Linked DNA regions of Homo sapiens: region 2 is linked to region 1. A link is an interaction called in ENCODE POLR2A ChIA-PET data of the cell type or tissue named here. Cell type or tissue: GM12878. All regions are shown on one strand. Links, peaks and the distances in the headings refer to the core of each region. The heading gives the core; the rest is flanking DNA.

Region 1 (8,281 bases), core at 2,303-6,302:
CTGAGGTGATGAGGGTGACAGGCCCACATGGATAAATTAGGAAACAGGCAACAGGTTCTATAGCTGCATATCAGAGACTCACAGAGTGGAAATCACTTTGATGAGGGCAGAGCAGCAGCCCAAATGACCGGATACCCACTGTGGAAGTCATCCCCTCATCACTTTTTCATTCCCAAGACTCAGCTCTTCTCTGACTCTGTTACTTTGTTGGCAACTCCCGTTGCAGTGTCTGGGCAATTTCTCTCAGTTGTTACAACTTGCATTCAAGGGCATCTCTTGTTCCAGGCCAACTCTATTGATCTCTGAAAAAATGGGAGGTAGAACAGTGTTCAAGCATTCAGATAAACCTACCTTCCAATCATAGTTCTGCTTCTTACTAGCTGTCCCACCTTAGGCAGGTAAGTTAACTTATCTGAATGTCAGTTTTCCCGCTTGTAAAATGCAGTTGGTATTAGTACTTAATTTAAAGCTTTGTTATGAGGATTAAATGAGATAATGCAAGTCCAGCCTATAGTTGACTTTGGCTTAAGCAGCAGTTGTTGGAACAATCTGTTGTGGCCAAGATCATAAGGTCTCAGGACACAAGGTTGGCCACAAAACCAACCCAGCAACTTATGAAGCAGAAACCATCTGTGGTAACTTTTCTCAGAAGGTGGCTATGTAAACTGGCCTCATTTGGCTGAAGGAAGTTGGGAGGTGGATAGGTGGGGGAAATAAAAGAAAAGAGAAGAGTTAAATGAGTGTCAATGTCTCCTAATAATTAAGAGCTTAGAATCCCTGGAGTCAGACAGGCTTGTCCTCAAATTCCAGCTCTGTGCTTACCATTTGTGTGACCACGAATATGTTATCAAACTTTTGGACCCCAGTTTTCTCAAGTGCAAAATAGGCTAATGATATCTATGGTGTTGTGATAATTTGATGAACAATGAGTATAAAGTGCTTAGCACAGTGCCTGCTACCCAGTAAGAACATAACAAATGGGGAAGAGGATGATTGTGAGGATGGCAAGCGTTTTTCTTGGCCTAGCATCCAGTGGTGCTGCTCTTGTTATCTAAGGAGGCAGGAAGGAGACAAGAGTGGGCACTTGGTAAAACTGGATGCAGGTGAAAGAGAGGTGTTTATCTGAGGGCCTCATATCTGAGCCTCACTTCTACCTCCTGACCCCTTATGTCCTCCCACCCTGCTACCCAGTGCTTGGGTGCTGCTTAAAGCACTTTGTTCCAAACTCCCTAGGGATGGTTTGCCCCTCCCCTTCCCATAATGACTCAAAACTTCTGTTCATTCTGTTCAGCTTTGCCACAGCCAGGTTTTGGTGAGAAGGACCACACAGCTTCCTTTGACTTTAAGGCCACCAGAGGTATTTCTTTTTAACTCCACCAAATTGGAAATTAGTGGAGCAATAAGCAATGGAGGATGGAGGGTACTTTGAGCACAGAGACTTCCATATTGCCCTGAAAAGGAGCCTGAAAGACAAGGTTGAAGGAGACGCAGGTTCAGTAGGGGAGGGAGAAGGAATGCATATCCCTAGCTTCCGTATTGCACTACCGTCCTTTGCCTGAGAAAGCGAACCCTGGTGTTAGAATCTGAGACTAATGTTGTTCCCCAAGGAGGAAGGCAGCTCAGGACTGGTTCCCACCAAGCCAAGTGCAGTCCTAGATTCTGGCTCCCTGTGCCCACTGTCAGCAGAGAAAGCACCAAATCTAGTGAGAAAAAGTTTCAGCATATCTTAAAATGACAGAAACCACCTTATCCAACCTAGACTTTTCTGCCATGGGAAAAAGATGAAACCTGGAAATCTGGGAAACTTAAAATTTTCAACACCATTTATAAATATAAAAAGCCTCTGGTTACTTGAGTGTTGCACATTTAGATATTTGATTTTGTATGTTGATTACAAATGGAGTTGTGGCCTTGCAAACCATCACAATCATCATTATAATCATTGAATTTATGGTTCATATGGCAGTTTCTTATACATTATTCAATTTACTTTAATCCTCTTAACTCTGTCAAGTAGGTATTACCATTAATCCTCATTTTACAGCTGAGGAAACAAGGTAGAAAAGGTGACTTACTCAAGATCCCAGAGCTAGTAACCTCGAGGTTTTGTTTTGCTCTTTGGTTTTGTTTTCAATTTAGGTAATGAGCTACCAACATTAGAATGATGCATAGAAAGGTGCTGGGCCATGGTCTTTGCATCTTCCAATAAAGCATAATAAGATATATTAATTTCCAGGAAAAGAGTTGAGGGAGAAAAAAGGGGGAATATGATTTATTGATACAACTTTTAGGGAAATTTGATCAGCGTAGTATTCCAAGCTTTATTTTGATCATTTTCAAACCAAAGTTTAATCTGTTAAAATAGACATGCTTCTTTTACTCTGTGTAAACATGAAGCTCCACATATTACAAGAGGGCTTGGAAGGATGGGCCTACTAATTGGTACAGAGCAACAAAGTCTATTTTTTATTTAAAGATATAGGTGTTTTAGGAAGGAGAGGGGATGTTAAAGATAGTATTTGGCTGTATGAAAATATAGAAGTATGAGACTGGCAGCTCTGTAGAGGGCTTTGGGTGAGAGAATACAAAGGAGAGAAAATGAGAAAGACATTGTTGTATGAATATAAGATAAACCACCCCAGTTAAGTGCAGGCTCTGGATGAAGTATTTCTATTACAAATGACAGAGCTGGGACAGAAGCAATGTAGACTGTTGATGCAGTATCTCGAGGGGAGTTTGCACACTGGATATGTAAATTATTATTGTTTAAAGATATTCTTCCATCTTGGGGAAGTTGCTTAACCTATATTATTTGCATTTTTCTTATTTGCAAAATGGGACTAAAACAGTACAGTTCTTACCATATGTAATCTTTGAGAGTATTAACAAAAAAAAGTATGTGAAGTGCCTACTACAGTGCTTGTCATAAAGAAGGCTGCAGTGGATATGGCAACACTTTCCTCCATCAACCCCCACCCCCAAATTCCTTTCAGTTATGAAAATTCTGAAACACTGTAACTTTACCTATATATTTATTGGATATCTACTTTTCGAAAAGTAGAACATGTGAAGAATTCTTGATTTTTCCTTGGAGATACCTTTGCAAGTTAGAGGAAGATATTAGTGCCTGTCTTCCTTGGTTTAATTTTAATTCAAAAGAAAGATATGATTGAGAAGGTAGGAGAAATGACTGACTAGTTCATCTAGGCATTAATAGTCCTAAAAGAGGGAACTGTAAGGCAACCAGACACATGGCCTCAATTTTTTAAGAAGGCAGATTTAAAAATAAATACATGCATAAATAAAATTTTAAAACAAAACCAGAAAAAATGGTAGACGAATTCTCATGATCAAATTTACTAAAAAGAATATGGCTTTAAAAGATGAGTCTAGGCCAGGCATAGTGGCTCACGCCTGTAATCCCAGCACTTTGGGAGGCTGAGTTGGGGAATCATTTGAGGTCAGGAGTTCGAGACCAGCCTGGCCAACATGGTGAAACCCCATCTCTACTAAAAATACAAACATTAGCTGGGCGTGGTGGTGGGTGCCTGTAATCCCAGATACGTTGGAGGCTGAGGCAGGAGAATCACTTGAACATGGGAGGTGGAGGTTGCAGTGAGCTGAGATTGCACCACTGCACTGCAGCCTGGGCGACAAAGTGAGACTCTGTCCAAAAAAAAAGAAAAAAAAGAAAAAAGCGAGTCTAAAAAAGAAATAACTAAATGAGAAACCTGATTATACAATAATAAATAATCATAATGGATGAGAAAAGCGAAAAGCAGTTAAAACACTTATTTGATCTGAGGAACTTTACGAGGAGGCGAGAAAGTATGGGTGAGTTTAATTTTCTTATATATTATTTTCTCTATTTTCTAAAAATCTCTATGGTAACTATGGCTTTTATAAAATAAACAGTTTTCCCCCGAGGATTTGTACAATAGAGAAATGGATGCAAGTAATTGAGAAGAATGGTTAGAAGCTAGGAGAATTCTTTTAAAAGTAGCATCACTTGGACTAAATATCTGTTGGCGATGAGGCATGGAGGAAAAAATGCTAAAGATAACAAAAGTTATTTTGGTTACAGTTCAGTGGAAGAACATGAACAGGAAGAGGAATGCATAGTGATCATGGATGATGCAAAGGAATTGGAACCTCTGAACTTCTATTTTGCTTCCATCTAGAAAAATGGAGTTCAATCAGTACAAAGTAAAACATACACAATTAAGAAGTAATTGAAATGGATGAGAATTTATTGAGAGCCCTTGACTTTTCTAAATGAGTTTAAAGAATTTTAGAGAGATATGCTCTTTAAATTATTGGAATTGGTAATCTAAATAGTAAAAGATGAAAGAGAATGGATCCAGGAAACTCAGTATGAGTTGATACGTGGCAAAGTCTTAAATATGGAAGATTTGTTAACACCTAAAAAAGAAAGCTCCAGTCACTTGAAACTGGCATGCATTTATTGAATCAACTTATATCAAATTACTCTTATTTGTAAAATATTTAGAAGGGCTCTAGGGTTAAAAAATTTTGGCAGTCTCTCAAATTCATAGAAACAGTGTACATTTGACCCTTGCACAACACAGGTTTGAATTATATGGGTCCACTTTGCAACAATTGGAAAAACTCAAAGATGAACCATATAGCCTAGAAATACTGAAAAAAATTAGGTAAAAGGTATGTCATGAATGCATAAAATATATGTAGATATTAATCTATCATTACTACCATGAAATATACACAAATCTATTATAAAAAGTTAACATTTATCAAAGCTTACACAATTACAGACCATGCATGACACCACTTACAGTTGATAGAAATTTAAACAAATATAAAGATGCAGTATTAAGTCATAACTGCATAAAATTAACTGCATTACATACTATACTACTGTAATAATTTTGTAGCCACCTCCTCTTGCTATTACAGTGAGCTCAGGTGTTGCATGTATCTGCCTAGAATGCCATAAATTGCATATTGCAGTAAAAAGTGATCTCTAATGGTTCTCAAGTATTTTGAGTATTTTTCATTGTGTTTAGTACAACACTGTAAACTTTGAATAACAACATGGGACCCATTCAAAGTACCACGAGTGATATTGGAAGTGCTCTCAAGAAGCAGAGAAAAGTCATGACTCATGACATTACAAGAAAAAGTTGAATTGCTTCATATGAACTGTAGGTTGATGTCTGCAGCGGTGGTTGCCCACCACTTCAGATAGATGATTCATCTCATAGATGGGGATCTTGCAAACTTACCATATCGATAAATACAGTACAGGGTTATAAATGTATTTTCACTTCTTTTTGATTTTCTTAATAACATTTTCTTTTATGTAGCTTACTTTATTGTAAGAATACACCATATAATACATGTAAAATAGAAAATATGTGTAAATTGACTATGTGTGTTATTGGTCAACAGACTATTAGTTAAGTTTTTGGGGAGTCAAAAGTTACATGCAGATTTTCAACTCCGTGGAGGTCAGTACCCCCAACTTCCATGTTGTTCAAGGGCTAACTGAAGTTTATTTCATCAAGAGTTTAAAATGTTTTTTAGTTGTAGAAAATTTCAAACAAATACAAGATGAAGAGAGTAATATAATAAACCACTGTATACTTATTACCCATCATTACAAACTATCAATATTCTGAGTTTTTTTTGTTTCATCTATCACTTTCCTCCCAACCATACCTTTTTGCTGTTTTTGGAATATTTTAAGCAAATCTCAAATATTATATCATTTTACTTGTAAGTACTTCAGTATGAAAAAAATGTATAGCAGAGTCTTTCATGATATGCCCAAAGATGAGTTGGAGAAATAGAGATTGGATAAGAATGAACTAAAAGGATTGGTACTAACATAAACCATGGCCAAATCATGTTGATAAATAGTTTGAAATCTACCTTGAAGAAAGGTGGTAGGGAAATATACTACAAGATTCTGTCCTTGTTGTTGTCTTATGTGGCACGATTTATCAATGATATGGCCAAAAATTTAGAAAGCATGCTTAGCAGATTTGCTAACAATACGTAGCTTTTAGTGAGACTGCAATGTATTACATAAAAGGATCAAGTATCATCAGGCTGGAAAAATGAGCTGAAACCATAGGTTGACATTTAATTGATACACACAAGGTGAGATTCCTGACTTGGAGGTAGTTCATGGGAAGATCTGTAGGTTTTACTAGACCCGTAGCCCTCAGTATGAGTATCTAAAATGATGAGTCATATTTAAACAGTGTTAATGTTTAGTTTCCAGGTGAAGGGCTATAATAACTTCACTGTATCTGCTATATTCAGTTCAGAGCAATGTATTTTGAGAAGGACATTACAAACTGAAGGGCATCTAGTGGAGGGTAATTAGGGTGACATAAAATCTGAAAATCGTGATATGTAAAGAATGGTAAATGGAACTGGAGCTATTTAGCCTGGAGAATAGGGGACTTGAGGATGGGGTTTATATACTGGCAACCCATGAGGACTTGAAAAACAAATTTTTAATGAAGTAAACAAATTCTAATTTGCTTTGTAGCTTCGAGCTGGGATCAGAGAGTGGAAGTTAGAATGAAACAGAACTTAGGTCAAGATAGATTGCTAACAGTTAGACATGTCTGGCAATGGCTTAGACTACCTGGATATGCACTTCTGTCCCATCAGTGGAGAATTTTACTGCAGAGGGTAAATACCCATCTTTTAAACAGGATTACCACTTGGAAGGAGTTGGACTAAGTTAGAGGTTCACAAGGGAGAACTTTGGCTGTACATTAGAATCACCCGGCTGGGGGTAGAGGTGTTAAAAGTGAACAGTGCCTGGGCCCCATGCTAGAAATTCTGATGTAATTGTCCCAGGTGAGACTACAGAAAGTCCCCAGGGAACTCTGGAGTGTGTGAACTCTAAGGATCCTTTCAACTTTGAGATTTTTTTTTGGTTTGAAAAAGAGAAATCATGTTCATGGGGGGTATTTTAGAAGTCAGCATGGTGGAAAACCTGAAGATGACAGTGAAGTCAGGCACAAAACTGAACTCAGGGGAGTAAAGAGAATTGCTTAAGAGAGACTAAAAGTGCCAGAGTTTACCAGGAGACAGAGAAGCTTAGAGGAGAGGGTGCCTTGCATAGTTAAAAAAAAACATCAAAAGAAGTGAGAGTGGGAATGGTATTAGGAGAAGAGAGCGTGGCTGAAGAAGATGGGAGTGTCCATCAGACAACCCACCCTGCTTTGCCTGGGACTGAGAGGTTTCTTGGGATACAGCACTTTCAGTGTTAAAACCAGGACAATCCCAGGCAAACTGGGATGGTTGGTCACCCGAGTGCCCCATAAGACCCTGTCAAAAGACAAAATTACAACAAATTTAGTTTAAAGATCTCAATAGGCTTTATTGCAATTTTAGAATTAGGCAACACTTCATTCCATAAAACAGAGTAAGTGTTCCAATGAGTTGACCAGAGGCAGCAGGCTTTCTAGACAGAGAAAGGGCTGAAGAAAGCAGAAACAAAGAACAAAAAGTAGATTGGACATTTCAAAGTTACTTTCATTGTGGGCATAGGGAGATAGAAAGATGGAAAGATAACTGATTGGTTAACATCGGGTTACTCTGTTGTAAGAATTAAAACAGAGGGAACTGCATGATTGCCAGTTGAAGACTGAAACTGGCCTGTTGGGAAATTAGGCTGTTGCCTCTCTCTCCTGATTTCATGGAAGACCAGATAACAAACTCAAGGTTTGGAGAAGCAGAACCTTAGATAAGGGACTCTATTTTGGTTTTTAGGCTGGTCTGTTGGGGCCTAGTGCAGGGGTTTAGTCCAAAACAGTGGCCTCCTATAATTTTTGTTGAACACCCATAAATGAAGGCAGCACGGGAAAGCATTTGTTATCCTAGTCACTCTTCCTGCAGAGTAAAGATGTGCTCTGCATTCATCTGAATTCATGGCTTTGGTGTGCGTAACTGCAAAAGCTGAAATGTCATGTTCACTCTGGCCACGTATTCCACTCATAGTACCATACTTGTGTGTCCAGCATCTTGCCAGGGTGCTGGTCTTGGGCTTACTATGCTTTCTTTGGGGTGCCTTGGGATTCCTTACGTCATTGCTTCCTCCCAACACCAGCTGAAACCTCCTGAAGTGATTTTGAAGCTTGTTTCTTTGAATAGCTTCTTAGCAATTTCCTCACTGCTATTTCAGTTCCCCTCCCACCATTGTGTGAAACAGTGCCAAAGAATTTCATTAAACTGGCTGACTTCAAGGATGGTGAACTAGGACTGCTTCTAAAAAGCA
Region 2 (7,112 bases), core at 544-4,543, 460 kb after region 1:
AATTTCCAAAAGCACAAACCACCTGTTATCCATTATTACTATCATTTCATAAAAGAAAAGGAAGGGTATTTTACTACCCCCAAATAATCTCAGAATAAAGGAAAAACTCACTAAAGGACTGTTGGCCACTCAACACTAGGAATAAAAGGCGTAGTTGAACTTTGCTCTGTAGCTGGCTGCTGTGCACAACCCCCAACACTTCATGCTCCTTATTTTCTCATGCGGCCATAGACCAGTGAAAACTCTGTCACAGTCTTGTGTTAGGGAACCAGCGTGTTCAAGCGTGCTTCCTCCGTTCAGGGTAGCACCTGTGGCCTGGCTTCAAGTAAAAGTGTAACTGCAAGTCACTTTGAGCTAAAGGGCCCCTGACGTCACCCGGGGTAATGACTATGGTGGCCATAATTTCCAGGCTGAGAAGAAACATGGTTTGTCATGTAAAAGTGCTTTGGTCATCCAATGGGCAGAATGTATGAAACAGAGGCTGTTATAAAAAACTTGAGCTCCACAGCTGCTGTAAATATGACTGGCTATGGAATAGAGAGACATTTTATGCAGAGGCTTCATGTTATTGAGAACTGGTGTATTGTAAAACTGGCAACTGGGGGCCATGGAATAGAGAAACATTTTATGCAGAGGCTTCATGTTATTGAGAACTGGTGAACTGTAAAACTGGCAATTAGAATTGCTAGTGATTGTAACAAGGACTGTCTCATAAAGAATGAGATTCTATCTGTAGCAGAAATAATAAGCAAAAATCATCACACACCTCTCCCACTCATCAGACAGAACATGAAGCCAAATTCTCCTCCTCTGTAAGATGACCACCACCTCACAAGCAGAAGGCCATTTATGTTTGATGATGATCACTTATGCATAGAGACTCATTTACATTTCATAGTCTGGAAATACCACCAAAAGTGATTTCTTATTTTTAATTTTAGCATAGATTAAAACGAATAAGGATGCTCTTTTGAATGCATAGAGAAATGAACTTCTATAAACTATTTTTTGGTCCAAAATTTGGGGAGAAAAATTTGGTAATAGCAATTAAAACTTTAAGGGCACAACTTCTTCCATTTGGAAATTTCATTTTAGGAATTTAGCCTACTGGTATATTCAAGGTCTGCAATGAACATTTATTAAAGTATTATTCATGACATTTAAATTGGAAGAAACAACCAGAGAATTTTGATTGCTATTATCAAATTGCTATCCAAAAATGTTGTACCGGTTTAAATTCAAATCCCCCCTTAAAGATGGCCACCAATATATAGCTAGTTAATTGAATTATAATATATTTAAGGTAGACTATTAAATCATCTGTTCAGAAAAGAATATGGTTAATTTTTACTTACTAACAAATAAAGATGTCCATGAAATAGCTTAAGTAAAACCAACAAAGCAAGTTGGTAGAATGGCGCATGCACTATGATACCATTTATGACGAAAATGTATGTGTATAGTATGTACAATGTCAGTGTATGTATGTATGTGTTTAAGCACACACATACATACATATATACATACTTATACACACATACATACATATATATACACACATTGAACTTACCATGACAATGTCCCTTTCTGGGGAGTGGGTTAAGATGGAGATATAAGGAAATGGGAGATTTTGACATCATACAATTCTGGCCTCTTTGATTTTTTTTCCCTGGTGAATCTGTATTAGTTTTATTTAAAAAATTTAAAGACTTAACAGAATACCATTTCCCATTTTCTCTTGAAAGAGACTTACCTACTAAGGTATATAAGACCTACTAAGGTACGTCTACCTTAGATTTTGAGTGGCAAATGCAGATATGTACAATTTTTATTCTCTTTAAAAAAAAAAGCTTAAGAGTTTTTGATGTACAAGGAGTTTTGAGATGCTAGGCTTTCCCTCTCCAAGTGCCAATTGAAAAGTTCATTTTCAGGTAATAATTCGAAAAGCAGAAATCAAAATATGGAAAACTGGCTGAGCGCAGTGGCTCTTGTCTGTAATCCCAGCACTTTGGGAGGCTGAGGCGGGCGGATCACCTGAGGTCAGGAGTTCAAGACCAGCCTGACCAACATGAAGAAACCCTGTCTCTACTAAAAATACAAAATTAGCCAGGTATGCTGGCACGTGCCTGTAATCCCAGCTATTCGCTGGGCCGAGGCAGGAGAATCGCTTGAACCCAGGAGGCAGAGGTTGCGGTGAGCTGATATTGTGCCATTGCACTCCAGCCTGGGCAACAAGAGCGAAACTCCATCTCAAAAAAACAAAAAAACAAAATCAAAAACAAAACCCCAAAAAAAGGAAAACTCACATGGCATCTTGAAGAAGCTAGGGCTGTGTTTTGTAACTTTTCATTTGGATTTCTCCATACATGTTTTCATAGCCCTTAGCTAAATGGTTATAGAAATGATTTTCCTGCTTTGACATTTGTTAGGCACCTTGAATGGGCATAGCTCACCTTCCCTGCAGTGAGAAGGAAAATCAAAGTCCACTGAGTACAACTGCACTCACTTGTCCTGTTCCAGAATGTAGACCTGGCCACCATGGATTCCAGCCAATAGTAAAGAAGGGTTACGTGCTAAAGAGGTAGAAACTTCTCATCCAGGTAACAGAGAAATTTGTTTTCTTCCATGTAGCACATGTTGACTTATTTTATATAATTAAGTATTTAAATAGAGGCGAACTTACTTTTTGATTTTATTCATTATTCCACCTTCATTGTTTTTAATATCATGGACCATCTTTTGAAGCTGCCTGTAAAAAACAAAATTAAACATAAGATATTAATAACCAGTCTGACTTTTTAAAAAAAGTCTCCTACTCTTCTCGAATACAAAAAAGGGGAAAAAACTCTACCAAAACAACCTCCAAATAGGATGAATTATATTGTATTTAATTAAATTGACCATCTGCTACTTTAGCGAAGGAGAAGCATGACTGATTCTATAAGGAATATGGTCACTGGGCTGTGTCCCCTTCCGTTGGGATGTCTGGACCAGTCTCAGGCTGTGAAGAAAGATATTCTGATTCCTTGCTCATTGTCTTAGAGCATCTACGTTACGAAGATAGATGCTACTCTGTGGACATAGCAGAGGCTTCAATCAGGCCCAAGGTTCTTTTTTATTAAATGGTAGTAGGTAGCATCTATTAAAACTTCCATTTAAAAGTTACTCCTACCTAGGAGTCATAAAGAAAATGACTATTAAATCTGGCTGATATTTGAAACTTCTGTAGAACAAAAAGTAATATTGAGGCAGGAGAATAGGGTCTGGAGTCAGGGAACCTAAGGCCAATTTGCACTGACTTCCTAGAACTGAATCAAATGGAAAACCCCACCTCTCCATGCACAAGTAACAAAAGGATCAGAGGCTACTACCTTTGCACTGCGTTATAGATGAGAAATGGAAAGTGCCTCTGATTGATCCCCTCCTGTAACCAATCAGACTGGTCCCAGGCCAAGTCTTCCTGTGTAACTTTGTACCTTAACTTCAGCGTCTGATTGATCACCTTCTGCAACCAATCAGACTGGTCGTGGGCCACTCCTTCATTTACATAGGATGTAACCAAGTAACCAATGGGAAACCCCTAGAAGGAAAATTCTGTAACCAGTGCTCTTGAGCCACTTGGTCAAGCCCATTCCTACTCTGTGGAGTGTACTTTCATTTCAGTAAATCTATGCTTTCATTGTTTCATTCTTCTGTTACTTTGTGCATTTTGTCCAATTCTGTGTTCAAAAGGCCAAGAACCTGGAAGACTCATAGTCAAGACCCTCCACTGGTAACAATATGTATCAAGACCCTCCACTGGTAAGAATATGTACAAAATCAAAAGATAAATGACATGCTGAAAGAAATATTTGCAACATATAGTAATAATAATAAGAACTACATATTAGTTTGCTGCAAAAGTAATCACGGTTTTTGCCACTGGAAGTAATGGCAAAAACTACGATTATTTTTGCACCAGCCTTTCTCGATTTACAAAGAAATCTTACAACTCAGTAAGAAAAAGAGAAATAGTTCAATAGAAAAATGAGCAAAAGATATGAACACACAGCTAACAGAAAACAAATACAAGTGGTCAATAGACCAATGAAAAGATATTGAACATCACTTATATTTAAACAAATCTAAATCTAAACAACAGTGAGATGTCTTTTCGCCTATCAGACTGGCAAAACATAACAAGTGTGATAATATCCAGTGTTGAGAAAGTAAATTGTTACAATCAAATCTGTCAAGATTTAAAACGTCCATGACTTTTGACCCAGCAATTGGACTGCTAAGAATTTGTCTTATGAAAATGGTCACAAAATGATATCAGTATATACATATAAGCATGTTTATTGCAGCGTGATGTGTAAGAACTCTCTAATCTTCTCCCTGCTTCTTCTGCCCTCCCCACAACCATAACTCTGAAAACAACCCAATGCTCATTAATCATTAAAAGGGAACTAGTTAAATAAATTATGATAGATCCATGCAATGGAATGCCACAGACCCCTAAAAAAAAGAGGAATATACATCTATATTGTTGCCTGAAACTTCTACTTTCTAAAAAGGGGATTATTACTTTATGATGTTTTAAAATATTTGAATTTTTATAGCATGTGTAGATATCATTTGTATTATCTGTGTTATACACAAATATGGAGAAAAATATTATAATGGGAGGATAGGGCCATGTTATGTTTTCCTCATAATAATTTTCTGACTTAAAAAATGTATAATAAAATTTCACGTGGTTCTTCCCTGAAAGAGTAGGACGTTTTAATTCACCTTTCAGGTAAATGCTTCCTTTGTTCTGAGAAAACTATTTGACTGGACCCTTTAGATAATGAACTGTACACAGCTATTGTTCTTGTAGGAAATGGTGATTTCCCCACAATCCTGAAAGCAGATTTCTCTGACTCTGGGAGCTAGGCCTTGGGTTAGGTAATAGAAATAGTTTAGCATAGGTCTAGGAAACTGTTGGTTGAGGACATCTGGGAGAAATACTCCTTGGCCCTTTGTGAATTTAGAATGCCCGTGCGGTGGAAGGGTTACTTTTTGGTGCAGCAGTGGAGCAGTTTAGAGGGTAAGAGGACAGCTTCTCAGAAGAACTCTGCCTGGGCAGGCCTGTGGGTGTCCTCTACCAAGTGTTAATTTAAAGCTAAACAATGCAGCCATGCTGGTGCTCTGCTGGGTCTGCTCTATTGAGGGCAGGCCCTCTAGCCCTTAGGGAGTGGAGTGAAATTTACAGGATAGGGAATTGGGAAAAGGGAGATTGCTCAAACGTAAAATGGGAACTTAGGCTGCAGATTTTGGGGAGATCTCTCTCCTTCTAGGGCTAATGGCTGTTAGGCGCTAGAGTGCTGAAGAGCGCAGACAAACCTGAGGGATTTTCAGTGGTGGGGGTTTGGGCGATGGCAGGGGGTGGTAGCCCTGAATCTGAGGCTGGGTCTGGGCCTCTGCTCTGAGAAAAGCCATAGCCAGAGCCATCGCTAGCTATTTTCAACCACATAATCCCTCTCTGCTGTCCCTGAATCTTCAGTAAGATCTTGTAGTAGCTGCAGCCCGGCCTCAGCTGGGCCTTGGGGAAGAGAGTGTTCCACTGGCATGGAAGGGTGGAGGGAGGACAGGCTGGAGTGTGAAGTAGAAGGATAGGAGAAACTTCTTTTGGGACAGCCGTATGGCTGCATTTTGGAGAATTATCTACGTAAGTGAGGTACCCACTGAGGGACCCACGTTCAAATGTATGTGTCAGGGGTCTGGTGCCAAGTCATTGTAATTTGGGTAACAAAGGAAATGAGACCATATTTTATACTCCCTAGCTAGGGAGGCCGGGCACACTGATGATACAAGTGTAAGAGCTCAGGAAAGAGCCAGGCACATATTATGGGCTCAGTAGCAAAGAGAAAAGGATGGTTGAGAGACACACAGAGGGTCCCTCAGATGGGCCCTTGAGTTGCCTCAGAACTCTACAGTTTTCTAGAATTTGTTCACATATACTCTATGCCAAACCCTTTTCTCCTTTTCCTGAGGAACTATAGAGAATCTTCGAGATAGAGGAAAGAAGAAAATGAAAATAAGGGGTCTGGCAGTGGGGAGAGAGATTGAGAGACAGACAGAGAGAGAGGGGGAGAGAGAGAGAGAGAGAGAGGAAGAGAGAAAGAGAGAGAGAGAGAGAGGTTGAAGTGGATTGATTGCAAGGAAATTCAATAATTTCATATGGAGGGCAGAGGGCAGCTCGTTGTAAGCTGACTGTAACTGAATGGAGTATCTTTAGGCTAAGTTAATGCTTAACCAGGTTGAGGAGCAAAATGAGGCAGCAGTGAAGAATCCTATCAGAAATGTGTCAAAAATGGGACACAGGCAGAGTAATAGGGAACCAGGGGCCAATTTGCATAAGTGATTTTGCTGTGGATGTAAATAAACAGATGCAAAATGTTGCAAAAGAATTGGATGCAATTTTGTCATTTGCTCAATTTGGCATTTGGTGCTTCTTGGCATTTCCTAATTACTTTTTATTGTGTATTATTATAACAATAACAATTATACTATGTAACTATATAATTACAGTAAGTTACTGAAGTGTTGCATAAACTATACTTTTTAAAGTTGATGCATAATAGCAGTAGATATTTATGGATGCATGTGATATTTTGATACATGCAAACAATGTGTAATGATCAAATAAGGGTAATTGGGAAACCCATCACCTCACCTCAAACATTTATCATTTCTTTGTGCTGAACACATTCCAAATCTTTTCGTCTAGCTATTTTGAAATATACAATAAATTATAGTTAACTATAGTCACCCTAGATAAATTACACTTTTTATATTTTAAAGTTTTCTTCTCTCTCTGTATCTCGTTCACACAAATTCTGATGTCTATAGACTGCTTTGTTACAACTGCCAAACTTCTGTGATCTGGGAAGACATAGTGACCCAAAACCAAGATTTGCTGTGATGCTGTTAGCTCATTATGTCAACTGTCCACGCATCTGGTGATGCACAGCTCTGCTGCTCTCTAGTATTGGCCATTTCATTTTGAAGTGCTTTTTGCTCCTTATTACAACTTATAGCACATGCCATAGCAAAAGAATGCACAACTGGTCTGTTCCAGGAGGGGT

The links. Peaks named below come from ENCODE experiments on the same cell type or tissue, not always from the same donor. Only the 100,000 strongest peaks of a DNase experiment are listed, where the experiment ranks them.
Region 2: POLR2A ChIA-PET joins it to region 1 with 6 read pairs; 1 of 35 experiments calls an interaction of 5 or more read pairs at or near these places.

Annotation. Positions count from the first base shown.
Region 1 is chr10:95,784,944-95,793,224 of GRCh38, forward strand. All of the region lies in intron 1 of ENTPD1 (ectonucleoside triphosphate diphosphohydrolase 1), which reads left to right. ENTPD1-AS1 (ENTPD1 antisense RNA 1) reads right to left here. Exons shown (of 6, transcript NR_038444.1): 5 at 83-302. Among named protein-coding and RNA genes, the nearest start is that of ENTPD1, 33 kb to the left of the region's middle. RefSeq lists a silencer at 517-596 and an enhancer at 6,738-7,037. In GM12878, for the core only: no CTCF peak of the experiment used is centred there; a DNase peak (open chromatin) is centred at 6,246; H3K4me3 peaks cover 202 bases; H3K27ac peaks cover 3,730 bases.
Region 2 is chr10:96,244,301-96,251,412 of GRCh38, forward strand. BLNK (B cell linker) reads right to left here. Exons shown (of 17, transcript NM_013314.4): 2 at 2,684-2,749. Among named protein-coding and RNA genes, the nearest start is that of BLNK, 24 kb to the right of the region's middle. In GM12878, for the core only: no CTCF peak of the experiment used is centred there; no DNase peak of the experiment used is centred there; H3K27ac peaks cover 375 bases.